Regions from separate parts of the Homo sapiens genome. Here region 2 is linked to region 1. The links are chromatin loops, found by intact Hi-C in ENCODE. Cell type or tissue: Caco-2. All regions are shown on one strand. Each heading gives the region's core, and the rest is flanking DNA. Links, peaks and the distances in the headings are about the cores only.

Region 1 (8,292 bases), core at 2,180-7,179:
TCAGAGAGGTATCCCTGCAATGATTAAACACAAGGGAAGGCTGCCTTCCCGACTCCGTGACCGCCGCCAGAGTTTTGGGTCCACAGATAAAACGTGTCTCCTTTGTCTCTACCAGAAAATGAAAGGAATTGAAATTAAGAGAAGGGAGAGATTGAAGGATGGTGCCAAGATTGAAAGGAGAAAGTGGTTGAGGGATAGTGAGAGAGGTTGGAGAAGACAGTAAGAAGAGGCCACTTACCTGATTTAAAATTGGTGAGATGTTCCTTGGGCTGGTGGGTCTGAGGACCCGAGGTCATAGGTGGATCTTTTTCACGGAGCAAAGAGCAGAAGGACAGGGGATTGATGTCCCAAGGGAGGTCCCCTGATCTGAATCATGGCACCAAATTTCAAGCATGTCCGTGTGAAGAGACCACCAAACAGGCTTTGTGTGAGCAATAAAGCTTTTAATCATCTGGGTGCAGGCGTGCTGAGTCCGAAAAGAGAGTCAGCGTAGGGAGATGGGGTGGGGCCATTTTATAAGATTTGGGTAGGTAAAGGAAAATTACAGTCAAAGGGGGGTTGTTCTCTGGCGGGCAGGAGTGGGGGTCACAAGGTGCTCAGTAGGGGAGCTTTTGAGCCAGGATGAGCCAGGAGAAGGAATTTCACAAGATAATGTCATCAGTTAAGGCAGGAACAGGCCATTTTCATTTCTTTTGTGGTGAAATGTCATCAGTTAAGGCAGGAACCAGCCATCTGGATGTGTATGTGCAGGTCACAGGGGATATGATGGCTTAGCTTGGGCTCAGAGGCCTGACATTTTCCAACTTGGTTCCATTCTCCCTGTCTCTTTCATGTACCCTAATCAGCGGTAGGTTCGGTCTCTTTACATAATCCCATATTTCTTGAAGGTTTGTTTCATTCTTTTTTCTCTATTGTTGTCTGCCTGTCTTATTTCAGAAAGACAGTCTTCAAGCTCTGAGATCCTTTCCGCCACTTGGTCTATTCTGCTAATGATGCTTGTGATTGCATTGTGAACTTCTCATGTTGTGTTTCTCCTGTCTATCAGGTTGATTATGTTCCTCTCTAAACTGGCTATTCTGGCTATCAGCTCCTGTATTGTTTCATCATGATTTTTAGCTTCTTTGTATTGGGCTACAACATGCTCCTTTAGCTCAGCAAAGTTTGTTATTACCCACCTTCTGAAGCCTACTTCTGTCAAGTCAGTCATCTCAGTCTCAGCCCAGTTCTGTGCCCTTGCTGAGAGATGTTGCAGTCATTTGGAGGAGAAGAGGGACTCTGGCTTTTTGAGTTTTCAGCATTTTTGCATTAATTCTTTCTCATCTTTGTGGGCTTATCTACCTTTAATCTTTGAGGATGCTGACATTTGAATGAGGCTTTTTGGGGTCTTTTTTGTTGATGTTGTTGTTGTTTTCTTTTTGTTTTTCTTTTCAGGCCGCTCTACCATAGGGCTTCTGCAGTCCTATGGCAGCCAGAAAAAATGGCAGCCACCTCCTTCCTCTGGAAGCTCCATCCCAGGGGGTACTGACCTGTTGTGAGCCTGCACACACCTGTAGGAGGTGGCTAGAGACCCCCATGGAAGGTCTCACCCTGTCTTGAGGAATGGGATCAGGGATGCACCCAAAGAAGCAGTCTAGCTGCTTTTTGGTGGAGCAGGTGTGCTGTATTTGGGGGGGACTCTTCCTTATCCATCCGCCTGTATTCTCCAAAGCCAGCAGTTTGGAACAGCTGAATAGACTGAACTGCAGAGCTGGCAGTTGGCCCTCCCCTTGGGAGCTCTGACACAGGAGAGATCAAAGCTGTCCATAGAACCTTGGCTGGAGTGGCCAAAGCCCCTGCAGGGAGGTGCCTCCCAGTGAGAAGGAATGGATCAGGGTCCTACTTAAAGAACTAGTCTGGCCACTATTTGGAAATTGTGGGGGACCCTTCCTTGTCTGGATCTTCTGTATTCTCCACAGCTGGCAGGCTGGAACAACTGAGTCTACCAACCACAGAGATGGTGGCCATCCCCCTACCTTGCCAAACGCAGACAGTCTCAGGCAGACTCCAATCCACTGCTGTTGGCTGGCTGGGATTTCAAGCCAATGGGTCTTGTGAAGTGTGTAGAAGTGGGGCCCACAGAACCTCACTGCCTATCTCCCTGGATTCAGCTCCCTTTCTAGGGATATGTACAGACATATTTCCCACCTTGCCAGGGATCCTGGGGCTGGAGTATATAAAACTTTTGGGTTGGCCAGGCACGGTAGCTCACACCTGTAATCCTAGCACTTTGGGAGGCCAAAGCGGGCAGATCATGAATTCAGGAGATCGAGACCATCTTGGCCAACATGGTGAAATCCCATCTCTACTAAAAATACAAAAAATTAGCCAGCTGTGGTGGTGGGCGCCTGTAATCCCAGCTACTTGGGAGGCTGAGGCAGAAGAATCGCCTGAACCTAGGAGGTGGAGTTTGCAGTGAGCCGAGATGGCGCCATTGCACTCCAGCCCGGGTGACAGAGATAGACTCTGTCTCACAAAAACTAACAAACAAACAAACAAACAAAAAAACCTCTTGGATCTCTGTGTGTGCCTGAGTGACTGCTCTGCCAAGACTCCACACAACTCTGTGTATTGGACCTAAGGTCCTGATGGTATGGGCTCACAAGGGAATCTCTTCATTTGTGGGTTCTAAAGATCCTTGGGAGAAGTGTGGTTTTCTGGGCAGGGTTGCATAATCACTCACTGCTTCCTTTGGTTGGGTGGGAATTCCTTTGGCTCCTTGGCACCCATTGGCCCTGTATGCTTTTTTTCGTTCTCTATGGGTTGAGCTGTTTTCCTAGTCAGTCCCAGTGCGAGAACCTGGATGCTTCAGTTGAAGGTGCTGAATTCACCCGTTTTCACTTCTCTCTGTGAGTGCTGCTGACTGCAGCTGCTTCTAACTGGCCATCTTGGATCCCTCCTGGAGTTTGTATTAATTCTTCAATTTATTACTTCAATGCCACCCACTCACCTGAAAAACTAGGCAAAGTCTTCCACTTCTTTGTCATTAGTCAGAAAACTCCTAAAATTATTCATGCATTTTTCTGAAGTTTTCTGGAACATGTGATTACTTTTTCAGGCTTGACTGCATTAGTCACTCATAGGAAAGGTTTATTTTGTTTATCTGGCAGGCAGAATTACCAGGTTGTTTAAGTTGCTCTCTCTCACTTTTTCTTCTCAATGTGAATAATTGAATTTGCTTAGATTGAAAGTATAATGATTCTATTGCTTATGAAATTGTGTTGAAAGTTATAATGTCCTGCATATAGGTAAATGTTGTTATTGTTGATGCTATTATTAAAGAGTCTTCCTCTGGAAAAAGAAATGTGTGTAGAGACCTCAGAAAGGCATCTTTGGGGTTCAGACTTTTAGGATGAGAAAGCGCTTCTACTTTATGTGTAGCTGATATGTAGACAGAAAATGCTATAGAATGGTTGCTTTCCACTAGCCTGAACCAATAAGCATCAGCCCCTGCCCAGAGAGAGGCAGTAACTAGGGCTAGCAGCTAGAGGGAAGAAGTGGTAAGTGGGTGACTATGTCAGTTGGGTCCTCTGGAGAGCAGGCATTGAGATGCCAAGCCAGACTCTGCCTGAGGAGCTGTTCTGATAACTAAGCACCATGGGGCTATTGGGCCTGACCACTTCTTCTCAGTCTAAGTCTTCTGTAAAGAACAATCTTTGCTCTGAAGATCCCTATTGGATTATCTGGACTTCGCCAGGCCTACTTTGTGGTTTGAAGCTCTCCAGCTGAGGCCAGATCCTGGAGACACTGCAGTTAGAGGCACTCTGCATGCTCTACAGATAAGCAACAAGTTCTTTTCTGATAAGAGATGTAAGTGGCACACATTCATAGCTGATGTGCCAGGGTCTCTGCCTAGGACTCGGGTCAATGTCAGGGGTTTGGTGTCTGAGGATAATGCAACATTGACTGGATGGCCACTTTAAATTGGGTGGCCTATAGGGTTAATTAAGATGGGGAATAATGGCCATTTGGTAAGTATTTGGGTTAAAGGAAGGATCCCAGTCTCTAAAACTATGGCTCCAGTTTAGTACTGCATCAGAAATAATTTGTTCTTGAGGTAAATTCACTGCAATGTGGACCCGGAGCTTCTTTACTTCCCACTGACAATGAAAAAAAATTGACCCTGGATACAGAGATGGGGCAGAGACTTTAGGGAGGGGCAACCAAGTTGCCTAACATTTAGAGGGAGGAATATAACAGGTAGAGAGCAGATATATTTAACAAAAAGTTTTCTGCTTGGTTGGAGTGCCTTGGCCAAAAGCATTCTTGTAAAATGCAACTTCATCACTTCCTCTATACTACATGAACTCCCAGGGTCAGCATTCATTTATTGGATCAGCAAGATATTTGAGGCTAGGCCATACTCTGGGACTCTTCTATAACTCCTCAATAATTGCCTTTTATTAAGAGCTAAAGATGTATCAAGCATTTTTCAAATATTATCCATGGTGTTCACAACTGTCATGATCCACTCTGTTATCTTCATCTGACAGAAGAGAGATCAGGTGACTTGTTCAAGATTACATAGAGTATATATATGGTAGAGCTGCAAACCTGGGCTTTTTCTAAGACTGCTCTGGTTTTCTAATAGTTTATGAGTCACGATTTATGGCATATATTAATCAAGTCATTGCAAAAGTAATGAAAGAGGCATTTGATGGCCCTTTATTGTTCTGGGATTTGAACACCCAAGATAACATAATGGAGAAGGAAATGAGGGAAGGGTGTTAAGAGATTGTCATCTTTATATGATACATTTTACAGTTGTCCTGTGATATTTGCCCTTAAACTGCTCTTTAGATAAGAGTAGAATCTATTGTTACTTCTACACCATTATATTTCTCTTCAAGATGTGCCCAAAGGCACATCTTCTTTGGGAGGCACCAAAACTAAAAATAATAAGATGATCTATGTAGCATCTGTTCTCCTTCATATTACACTGGTCTTCAAGTTAAGTTTTGCTCACTGGGTAGCTTTCCCATCACTGCTGTTTGCCCATGCCTGTGCATTTGAGGATCTGCTCCGTGTTCCCGTAGCTCCTCCTAGTGGAAGTTCACAAGTGAATGGACTTCCAGGATTTATATTAAGAATTTGAAAATTATATTCTAGACTATGTTTCTAAATTATGTGAAAACAAGATTGTGTGACCGGAAGTAATACATTTGTTCTGAAAATTGAAAAACATAAATAGGGTATTTTAAAAATCTTTATTCTAATATTCATTACTTGATAAATATTACTGTAAAGATATTTCTCAACAAAAGATGCACCCGCTATAATTTCTAAATTGCAAATAATAAAAGCCAGTGCTCTTAATATCCACATCCTCTTATTTTGCAATATTCTTTAAAATAGGGGCCCTGTTAGTCCTCGTAGCTGCAGTGTCTATCAGCTAACCTGGTTCTTAATAGCGTAGAGAACAAAACCCTTCACCATTGGAGAACTCAAAGAAAATAAACTGTAGTTAGTTCAAAATACCTCTTCACTGTTTCAGCTAGACCTGAAACTTGGGGTAAAAAAGTCACAGTCTGTAAACCCAGGTAGGTGGGAAACAAATTTCCCCATGGACCAAATGTTTGATTTCTTGCTTTGAAAGGGTAACTAATACCCTATGAAAAATGGAGAGTGTCATTGTAAAATGTCACATCTGATTTCATTTAGATAATGACTTTTTATCTTTACTCTTCTAAGTGAATGGCATTCAGAGTTGATTGTTTTAGAAGAACGTCATGCAGAACCAAAGTGTTTTCTCTGTTTATATTTTTATTTTGATTGAACTGAAAATATCTTCTTTGTGGTCATTTAGCTTATCAAACTTCTGTCAAGTTTTGTAGATCTGTTTTTTAAAAATGGACTAATAATTCCACAGGGCTCAGTGGGCAGTGCCTATGTCCCCTTTCCAAGAAAGGGAATACCCTAAGTGAGGGCTGGTATCCAAAAAGTTCCCAACATCTGGGGGCCATTTATCGGGGACCTCATTTGATGGGTCATTACTGAATATTAAATATTTGAATATTACCCTTGTCCTAAACCAGCACACAACACTCATTCCCTCAGTTGCTGAGAGGTTGGTGGTTCAATGCTCTCAACTGAGTCCCTCTCCAGGAAGTTGAAGAGAATAGCCTGGCCTAAAGTTATACCTCACCCGCTTCCCAGTTAGCCTGAGTCTAATGACTGGCCCAAGACAGAATATAAAGACTGGATTCCTTGCCTCAACTTGAGGTTAAGCTGAAGGCCTATCTCAGCCGTGGAACTCCCAGCAGGATCATCTGGGGCCTCTGTGTGACTACAGTGCAGTTCTTCTACCCACTCTGTCCAGTTCTAATTCCTTCCTCCTCCTCAGCTGTTGAGGCCAAGAGCTCTTTTCAATAAACTTCCTCAGTGTATGTTTCCCAAAGAACTCAAACTGTAACATTCACACAGTATAATTTTGGGCAAATATAACAGTAGCATGCATGTGAAGGACTCAGTTGGACACAATAAGGCTTTATAACTACACAAAACAAATCAACTGATGTAGGAAGCTGAAGGTCTGTGGGTCGTGACCAACACAGCATTCTGCTGGAGGCTATATGATCGAACAGCAAACTTTATCATGAATGCAGAATGTGGGCAAACTTGCGACTGCACCTGCTGCCAGAAGGTTTGCTGAGGGCAGTTACTCCCTGGTGTCATGCTCCTTGAGGTTATCTACTGGAATACCTGGAGACTACTGTTCAAAGAATGCAGTCCTGCAGGCCTGCACCCAGTCAAGCAGCTGACCACAACCACCCCCTTCTCCCTATCTCATTTACTCAATAAATATGAAGGGCTATAGAAGCTCAGGGCCCTTGTTCACTAGAAGCAAGGAGCCCCCGACCCCTTCTTCCAAATATACTCTTTTGTCTTTGTCTTTATTCCCAGGTTTGTCCTACTTTGTTCAGTCCAGCAAGGTCCGCGGCAAATTGATAATTCACATGAGAACATTTGTCACCCTGTATCTGAAGCAGGTTGAAGGCAAAGTGAAAGGGAAGCTACTTTTTATTTTGAGACAGAGTCTCACTCTGTCGCCCAGGCTGGAGGGCAGTGACATGATCACAGCTGAGTGCAACCTCCGCCTCCCGGGTTCAAGCATTACTCCTGCCTCAGGCACATGCCACCATGCCCAGCTAATTTTTGTAGTTTTAGTAGGTACGTGGTTTTACCATGTTGCCCAAGCTGGTCTTGAACTCTTGACCTCAGGTGTGCAAAGCTCCCAAAGTGCAAGGAGCTATATTTAATATATACACAACTACTTATTCCCCTCCCAGCTTTACTGAGTTATGATTGACAAAATAAAACTGTATATATCTAATGTGTACAATGTGATGTTTTGATATATGTACATGTTGTAAAATGATTACCACTATCAAGTTAATTGACATATCCATCACCTCACAGAGTTACCTTTTGTTGTGTGGTGAGAACATTTATGATCTACTCTCTTAGCAAATTTGAAGTCTATAATTTGATGTTACTAATTATAGTCACCATGCTGTATATTAGGTCTCCAGAACTTATTCATCCTTTATAAATAAATCTTTGTACACTTTGACCAACATCTCTTCATTTCCCTCTCTGCTCTATGGGTTCCACTTTTTTAGATTCCACATGTGAATGAGATCATGCAGTACTTGTCTTTCTGGGTCTGGTTTATTTCACTCAGGATAATGTCCTCTAGGTTAATTCATGTTGTCACAAATGACAGAATTTTTAAAAAAAATTTTAAAGTCTGAATAATATTCCATTATAAATATACATTACTTTTTCCTTATCCATTTGTCTGTTCATGAGCACTTAGGTTGATTCAATATCTTGGCTATTGTGAACAATGCTGCAATAAACATGGGAGTGCAGATCTCTGTTTGAAATACTGATTTTTTTTCCCTTTGGAAAATATACTCAGAAGTGGAACTGCTGAATCATATGATAGTTCTGTTTTTAATTTTTAAAGAAACCTCCATAGTATTTTCTATAATGGCTGTATCAATTAACATTCTCACTAACAGTGCAAAAGGGTTCCCTTTTCCTTACATCTTCACCAACACTCACTATCTTTTTTCTTTTTGGTAAGAGCTATTTGAACTAGTGTGAGGTGATACCTCATTGTGGTTTTGGTTTTTATTTCCCTGATGATTAGTGATGTTGAACATTGTTTCACCTACTTGGTGGCTGTTTCTGTGTCTTCTTTTGAGAAATACCTATTCAGGTCCTTTGCCCATTTTGAAATCAGCTTAT
Region 2 (8,292 bases), core at 1,253-6,252, 73 kb before region 1:
GGCAAGGGGGTGTGATCTTGAAATCCAAATTGTCCATGGGTGGGCTCCTTACTTATGTTTCTGTCTAGCAATTTTTTCAGCACCCAATTTCTTGTGCTAAGTCCCCTTCTGTGTGAAATATCTAGAATGTTTTCTGTTTCTTGTGCTGAAGCTTGACTGGCATGGTTGGGAGTCAATATCTTGCTATATTTGGTATGTGGAAACCATCTCTACTAAGTTGCTGGTTATGTTCATCAGTCACTGAGTATCTGAAATTTTCACCTTTCCAGAGAATTAAGCTGAGACATTGAAACCTATGTAGGTCAATATAGGTGAAGTGTCAATTAGATCAGAAAAAATGCTTAAAAATTTAGAAAATACCATGAGATTCTTGCCTTGCAATGTGTTATACGCTGCTAATAAAGATATACCTGAGACTGGATAATTTATAAAGGAAAAGGTTTAATTTACTCACAGTTCCACATGGCTAGGGAGGCTGCACAATCATGGTGGAAGTCAAATGAGAAGCATCTTACATGATAGCAGGCAAGAGAGTGTGTGCAGGGAAACTCCCCTTTATAAAGCCATCAGATCTCATGAGACTTATTCACTATCATGAGAACAGCATGATAATGACCCACCACCATGATTCATTATGTCCCACCAGGTCCCTCCCATGACATGTGGAAATTATGGGAACTACAATTCAAGATAAGATTTGGGTGGGGACACAGTCAAACCATATAATTCCACACCTGGTCTCTCCCAAATCTCATGTCCTCACATTTCAAAACCAATCGTGACATCCCAACAGTTCCCCAAAGTCTTAACTCATTTCAGCCTTAACTCAAAAGTCCATAGTCCAAAGTCTTATCTGAGTCAAGGAAGTCCTTTCCATCTATGAGCCTGTAAAATCAAAAGCAAGTTAGGTGCTTCCTAGATGCAATGGGGGTACAGGCATTAGGTAAATAGAGCTGTTCGCAATGGGAGAAATTGGCCAAAACAAAGGGGCTACAGGTCCCATGCAAGTCCAAAATCCAGGGGGGCAGTCAAATCTTAAAGCTCTAAAATTATTTCCTTTAACTCCATGTCTCACATCCAGGTCACACTGATGCAAGAGGTAGATTCCCACGGTCTTGGACAGATCCACCCCTGTGGCTTTGCAGTACAGCCCCCTTCCTGGCTGCTTTCACGGGCTGGCATTGAGTGTCTGCAGCTTTTCCAGTTACACAGTGCAAGCTTTTGGTGGATCTTGCATTCTGGGGTCTGGAGGATGGTGGCCCTCTTCTCATAGTTCCACTAGGCAGTGCCCTCATGCGGACTCTGTGAGGAGGCTGCAACCCCACATTTCCCTTATGCACTGCCGTAGCAGAGGTTCTCCATGAGGGTTCCGCCCCTGCAGTCCACCTCTGCCTGGACATTCATGCGTTGCCATACATCCTCTGAAGTCTAGGTGGAGGTTCCCAAACCTCAATTTTTGACTTCAGTGCACCCACAGGCCCAACACCATGTGTAAGCTTCCAAGTCTTGGGGCTTGCACCCTGTAAAGCAGTGACCTGAGGTATACATTGGCCCCTTTTAGCCACGGGACACAGAACACCAAGTCCCGAGACTGCACAAAGAAGCAAGGCCCTGGGCCTGGCCCAGGAAACCAGTTTTTCCTCCTAGGCCTCCTGACTTGGGATGGAAGGGGCTGCTGTGAAGTCCTCTGACATGCCCTAGAGACATTTTCCTCATTGTCTTGGCAATTAACATTTGGCTCCTCATTACTCTTGCAAATTTCTGCAGCTGGCTTGAATTTCTCCTCAGAAAGTGGGTTTTTCTTTCCTATTGCATAGTCAGGCTGTACATTTTCTGAACTTTTATGCTCTGCTTCCTTTTTAAACATATGTTCTAATTCCAAGCCATATCTTTGTGAATACATAAAACTCAGTGCTTTTTAACAGTACCCAAGTCACCTCTTGAACACTTTGCTGCTTAGAAATTTCTTCCACTAGATATTCTAAATCATCTCTCTCAAGTTCAAAGCTCCCCAAATCTCTAGGATAGGGGCAAAATGCCACCAGACTCTTTGCTAAAACGTAGCAAGAGTCACCTTTGCTCCAGTTCCCAACAAGTTCCTCATCTCCATCTGAGACCACCTCAGCCTAGACTTTATTGTCCATTTCATTATCAGCATTTGGGTCAAAGCCATTCAATAAGTCTCTAGGAAGTTCCAAACTTTCCCACATCTTCCTGTCTTCTGAGCCCTCCAAGTCATTAGGAAGTTCCAAACTTTCCCACATTTTCCTCTCTTCTTCTGAGCCGTCCAAACTGTTTCAACCTCTGCCTGTTACGCAGTTCCAAAGTCACTTCCACAATTTTGGGTATCTTTACAGCAGTACCCCACTACCCAGTACCAATTTACTGTATTAGTCTGTTCTCATGCTGCTAATAAAAACATACCCGAGACTGGGTAATTTATAAAGGAAAGGAGTTTAATTGACTCCCAGTTCCACGTGGCTGGGGAGGCCTCACAATCATGGTGGAAGAGGAAGGAAGAGCAAAGACATGTCTTACATTGCAGCAGGCAAGAGAGTATGTGCAGGGGATCTCCCCTTTACAAAACCATCAGATCTTGTGAGACTTATTCACTATCATGAGAACAGTATAGGAAAAACCTGCCCCCATGATTCAATTACCTCCCACCAAGTTTCTCCCATGACACTTGGAAATTATGGGAGGTACAATTCAAGATGAGATTTGGGTGGGGACACAGCAAACCATATTATGTATGACCCACCAGAAAAAAAAACCCTGGTGGATGAACAAATAAAGTGTTAAAAATTGAACACATAATCATGTGCACTCCACAATAAGAGAATAATCCCAGATATAAAATGAGCCTCAAGTTGTCACCCCATTTTAGGAAACAGTCACAAGCTAGCCTACCTTCTTAACCACCTCCTTAGATATTCCTGCCCTGCAACTCTGTATAATCAGAGAACCCACAGCTATTCTAAGGGCAGACCAGAAGGAGGAAATTTCATGCATCATGCTTCTTTTTGTTTGAGGTTTATGGGGAGGAGAAAACAATGAGTATGTCCTCTTCACCTAGATTTGCCGAAATTATGCCAAAGAATGCACCTCAGTGGTGACTTTTTCCAAGGTGCCTTCTCTCAGAAGCCCTGAAAAGAGGTGGGACCACTGTTTTTTCCTTCCCCTGGCAAGAATGAGTGTTCCAGAAGCTGTTAAAGGTTATGAAGTTACCTGAGTTTTCCTGCAGGGGGAAACATCCTCCAGTTTATGAGGAATAAAATATATATCAAACCCTACAGCATCAGCAATCCGGCTTAGTAAAGATTGTATGTGCTTTTTAAAAATAAAAGTTGTATGTGCTTGATTCCTATGCTATTTTTATTTAGTGAAGGATAATTCTGTGCCTTTTTTTAAATAAAAAAGGAACTTTAAAAGGATATGTGTTATCTTAGATAACTCCTAGTTGACCCTTGTATAACATTTATTGCATGTATAGTTCTTGGATGGCCTGCATCATCCGTGAGCATAACTGGCCACCTACTATAATTTGTTATTAAAATTGCAGAGCTAGAAAGCGTGACTACAATCAGAGGTAAAGGCTAAAGGAATGAGTGAGATATTCAGAAAAGAATAGGGTAGGAATTGCCGTTCCTTCATGCATTCACTCAATCAAATTTATTAACTGTGTCTCATGTGTGAGACACTGTGCTACGTGCTAGGGATACCAAAGTGAATAATGTTTTTGACTTTGAATTCAAAGTGAAAAAAATTAATGTTTGTCAATAAGCATTGTAAACATTTCTTTTCAATTTGATTTTTATAACTTTATTTTTCAGAAAGGTAAATGGGTCATATTGTTGTCATCTGATTTGGCCTTTGAGCCTAGAAAGGAGAGATCAGTTTTACTTTCTTTATGATATTTTACCTGGTCCTCAACCACTTCATGGCAATACCCAGAGGACTTTGCCAGATCTTCACTTTCCTTAACTTTTCTGCATCATTTAGTGCCATTTCTTAGAAGGCTTTACTTGTATGCAATTTGCAAAGTGGTTACACAAGTACTATTTTTTAATCCTCCTTTCAAGTTCTCTAATGTTAACAGTTCAGTGAAGCTGAGTTACAGTGAAATTATGTGAAATGACAAGTATCACTTCTCCCACACCTAAGCATGTTATCAACGATATTATTATTACTATATAGATCTTCTTCATGGGACCTCTAGTTATCTAGTGGGTATCTAAAACTCAACATATCTATAACTTGACCAAACATGACTCTTATCTCTTAAGTCAATTACTCTTTTTCCAAATGTGTATAAGCACTAAAGTACCTTCATTGTTCAGGTCTCTGAGGTTTAAAATCCTGATCCTCTTACTTCCATCAGTCACAAAAATCTTCCCTTTTCACTTCCAAATGTATTTTGCTTTATTTCCATCTTGTTTACCTGCTGCTGACACTCTCTAGAGCCTGAAACAATGGTTCAGGTTAGTTCTTGCCTGGACAATTGTAGTAGCTTTCAAATTGAGCTTGATATTGAAGTCTTTTTTTCTTTAATAAACAAAGCTTATAATTACATATTGTTGGTGAGTGTATTTTTTATTACCTATTTCCTTGAAGGCAAGGAAGGACCCATGTATATACAGCACTTAGGATAATACATAAAAGTTTCTCAATAACTGTTAGTTGAATGAAAGTTGGATTGATGAATGCTGCTGTAATAAATCTTCCTGGATGGGCACAATGGCTCATGCCTATATTTCCAACACTTTGGTAGGCTGAGGCAGGTGGATTGCTTATGCTCAGGAGTTACAGACCAGTCTGGGCAACATGGCAAAACTCCATCTCTTAAAAAAAAAAAAAAATTAGCTGAGCATGGTGGCACGTGCCTGTGGTCTCAGTTACCTGGGAGGCTGAGGTGGTGGGATCACCTGAGCCTGGGTGGTTGTGGCTGCAGTGAACCGAAATCGCACCACTATACTCCAGCTTGGGTGACAGAGTGAGACCCTGTCTCAAAAAAAATAATAATAAAAAAAAATAAGTCTTCCCAAAGCCTAGTTCTGATTATATCAACCTTGCCCCGAAGCTTCCACAGCCAACCCAGGTCTGAACTCCATTGTCACTGTCTGCCCTACACCTATTTTTCCAGTTGTTTTTCACAGGGATCTTTGTTTATAAGACACTTAAATTAATGGAAACCAGTTTAAATAAAAACGGGCATCTATTTTGGAAAGTTGCAGATGTATGTATCTCACGGAATGTGATATGCAAGAGCATATAATGCAGGCTAGTCTCATGAGGGATTATAACCAACTGTAAAGAAACTCATCCAAAGTCAAGGTTCCATCTCTCCTTCACCTAGTCTCTTATCTGTGCTTTTCTTTTGGTGTCTGCATCATTCTTCACCTTTTCTGTGGACTGGCTTTCATTCATTCACTAATTCAATAAATTTTTATAGAGTAATGCTATGTGCTGGGTACCATTCTACACTGTTCTGGATATAGGTAAACAGCACAAATCCCTGCCCCCCTGGAGCTTATAATCTAGTTGGAGAGAAGCCTAATTAATAACCATAGAAATATACTGTCAGGTAGGTGCTTTGAAGAAAACAGGGATAAGGAAAAGTGAGTGAAGAGTCATCTTATACAGGAGGAAGGGTGACATTTGAGAAGATAATTGGATAAGGAAGTACTGAGCTCCAGTGACGGATCAAGGTGGGAGTCTAAAGGTACAACCATTTTAGCCCAGTGAAAGATAATAATGAGGCGCCATTCAGTGCCAGACCTTCCTGTGGTGTTGGCACAAGATGTCAGGCCTGCACAGACAACATCTCCCTCCATTCCTTTCCCCACTTCCCTTCCTTGCATAGGTATCGATCCCAAAGTCACTCCTTAATAAACATTCTAAACACTAACCTCTACCACTGGGTCTGCTTCCTAGAGCCTGCTACCTACTCTTGGTTGGTACCAAGAGTCTGCAGAGAAAGCAAGTGATAAGATTGAGTTTTGGAGTCAGACCACTCTCTGCTGAGCTGACAACAAAGGCTCCATCTCTGGTAGGTAGAGTGCGAATAGCTCCTGGTACCAGCATATGCTGCAACTGTTAAAAACTAACACTGTAGGTGAATTGGGATGATACACTGGTAAAAAGGAATATGGTCACTGGTGCAATGCATCAACTATTTGAAAGTACAGAGGAAATGTAAACTTTAAGAACAATGGAATTTGATGGCTGTAGGTGAATTTGATGGATGCTCTAAAAATTATGAGAAGCTGAAAGCATTTAATAGGCAATTGAAAATCAAATGTGAAAGCCAGAGGGCCTGTGTATCTTACAAAGAGGCTCTCATCTTTTGAAGAGGGAGATCAGATAAAGCTGTGGACCCGCCCAGGACTTAATTGTCAGAGCAACTCAGCTCCAGAAAGGTTTAAACTACTAACCTAGGCAGGTGGGCTATACAAAGGTAAGAGCCCCCTGGTTGAGATAGAATGGAACCCTGACATATAGACTGGTGACATATCAGGGGATTCCCTCCATCTCCAAATCTTGAGCACCCAGATTCCCCTGAATTAACCCCTCTACATGCCTGGAGACAATGCAAAGGCCCCTCTCCTCAAAGTCAGTGTGTTCCCCACCCCCACTCCTCGACCCACCCAGGATCTTCCCCTATGTCTCCTCCTGGCCTTGAGGCCTAGACAGACCTAGAGTCAAGTCTCAGCAGAATCCAGCTGGGAAGCTCTGGGCCTAATAACGGAGGAAAGGGAATATACCTCAAAGGCGTTGCAAGACTGAGTCACCACGTATCAGCAAAAGACAAGATCCTATAAATGGGAAAGGATTCTAAGGGTGCTTGGTCAGTCAAGAAGGCTAACATAAAATTGATGAATGCAGAATGTATTGATTTGTGGGCATTCTTCTGTAATACAAGATTTGATACCCCAGGAAGGATCCCAGAAGATGGTGTGAATTCAATACCAGGATGGTTGCTACCAGGATGGGTGCCAGGGCGCTGATGTACAAGCTGAAATGTGAAAAAGTGGTGGCAAGTAGCCAAGCCAAGGGAGGTTGTGGGTGGCTGGCATTGGGACAGGGCAATGTTAGGAGGCTTCTCCTGAGTTGTTGGCCAGGCCTCACTGCTCTTGCTGCTGCTCAATCACTGCTGCAGACTGTCCTGTTCTCCTCAAAGAGTCTGCTCCTCAAACTCCTACTCCCCAAGGCACAGAATTTAAGCTTCTCAGAGCTTTCTACCTCCAGAAAATCTCATCCTTTCCTTATATGCATGTGGTGGAAGTAAATATAAATCTGCTTTAAGTTTGTTTCTAAATAAGAAACGTAAGAATACCCCAGTGGTTTTCTCTAAGCAGCAGATGTCCTGGTAGGAATTCAGACCTGAGCATCCAGAGGTTATCTTAAAAATCGTGGTCTATTGCCTCCTTGTCCTCCAACAGCTCACCTTCCAATGAATATTCTAAAACTTAATCTCTTACCATCTCTCCTTAAATATATTAATGTGAGAGAACAGAAGAAAGTTTTAGGCTAGATATTCATTTGGTTGGAGATTTCAATGTGAACAGTTTCTGAAAGTATTTAAAAAGAGGGCCTAGAAATAAAAGATACAACTCGAAGAGCCTGTGGCTTGAGCAGAGCGTGTGATGATTGCAATGGCAAGGTATGAAGCAGGAGAGCTAAGAAGAGGCAGATGATGTCAGGTTTTATAAACCAGGCTAAAAAGTCATAACCTAGGGTAGTAGTGAGCAAAAGGAGGGCTTTATTCAGAGCTGCATCATCGTCAAGTTACACCTTTTTATAGTCTGGAGAATAACTTTGAAAGGGGGGGATTTTACTGAGTACATTTTACTTGGTAACTTTAAATATTTATTGAAGTAAACATATATGCAATATTTATAAAAGTAAATAAAATGCTTATGAATTTCAAAATACATATTTAATACATCATAAATTGTATTTTATAAGTGAAAATAAATAATATTTATTAAGTCCCTTTTAAATATAAAACATATGTTAAGGCATTGAAGATGGGGATGTCAATAGCAGAGCAGGTCCCTGCCTTCCACATTAGGATACGTCCTGGCTCCAGTGAGGCCAGTGCTAAAGCTGAGCATACCGCCTATGTTTTTAGCTAACAAAACAAAAGCAGTAACAGGTGTAATGACCTAGAGGTTGCACAGGAGGTTGAAGGATTCAACTCCTCAATATTGGTTAAATTTCCTAACATGTCATTCTTGTTTTGTTTTTCTTAGAGCTATGGATGGGAAAGAAGTTCATGAATGGGAGAGA

The links. A loop is a pair of places that touch in the nucleus more often than their neighbours do. Peaks named below come from ENCODE experiments on the same cell type or tissue, not always from the same donor. Only the 100,000 strongest peaks of a DNase experiment are listed, where the experiment ranks them.
Region 2: it touches region 1 in a loop (13-fold over the local background); 7 of 110 quality-filtered maps call a loop at or near these places.

What each region holds. Positions count from the first base shown.
Region 1 is chr4:154,923,769-154,932,060 of GRCh38, forward strand. No RefSeq gene overlaps it. Among named protein-coding and RNA genes, the nearest start is that of RBM46, 150 kb to the left of the region's middle. In Caco-2, for the core only: no CTCF peak of the experiment used is centred there; a DNase peak (open chromatin) is centred at 5,053.
Region 2 is chr4:154,851,314-154,859,605 of GRCh38, forward strand. No RefSeq gene overlaps it. Among named protein-coding and RNA genes, the nearest start is that of RBM46, 74 kb to the left of the region's middle. In Caco-2, for the core only: no CTCF peak of the experiment used is centred there; no DNase peak of the experiment used is centred there.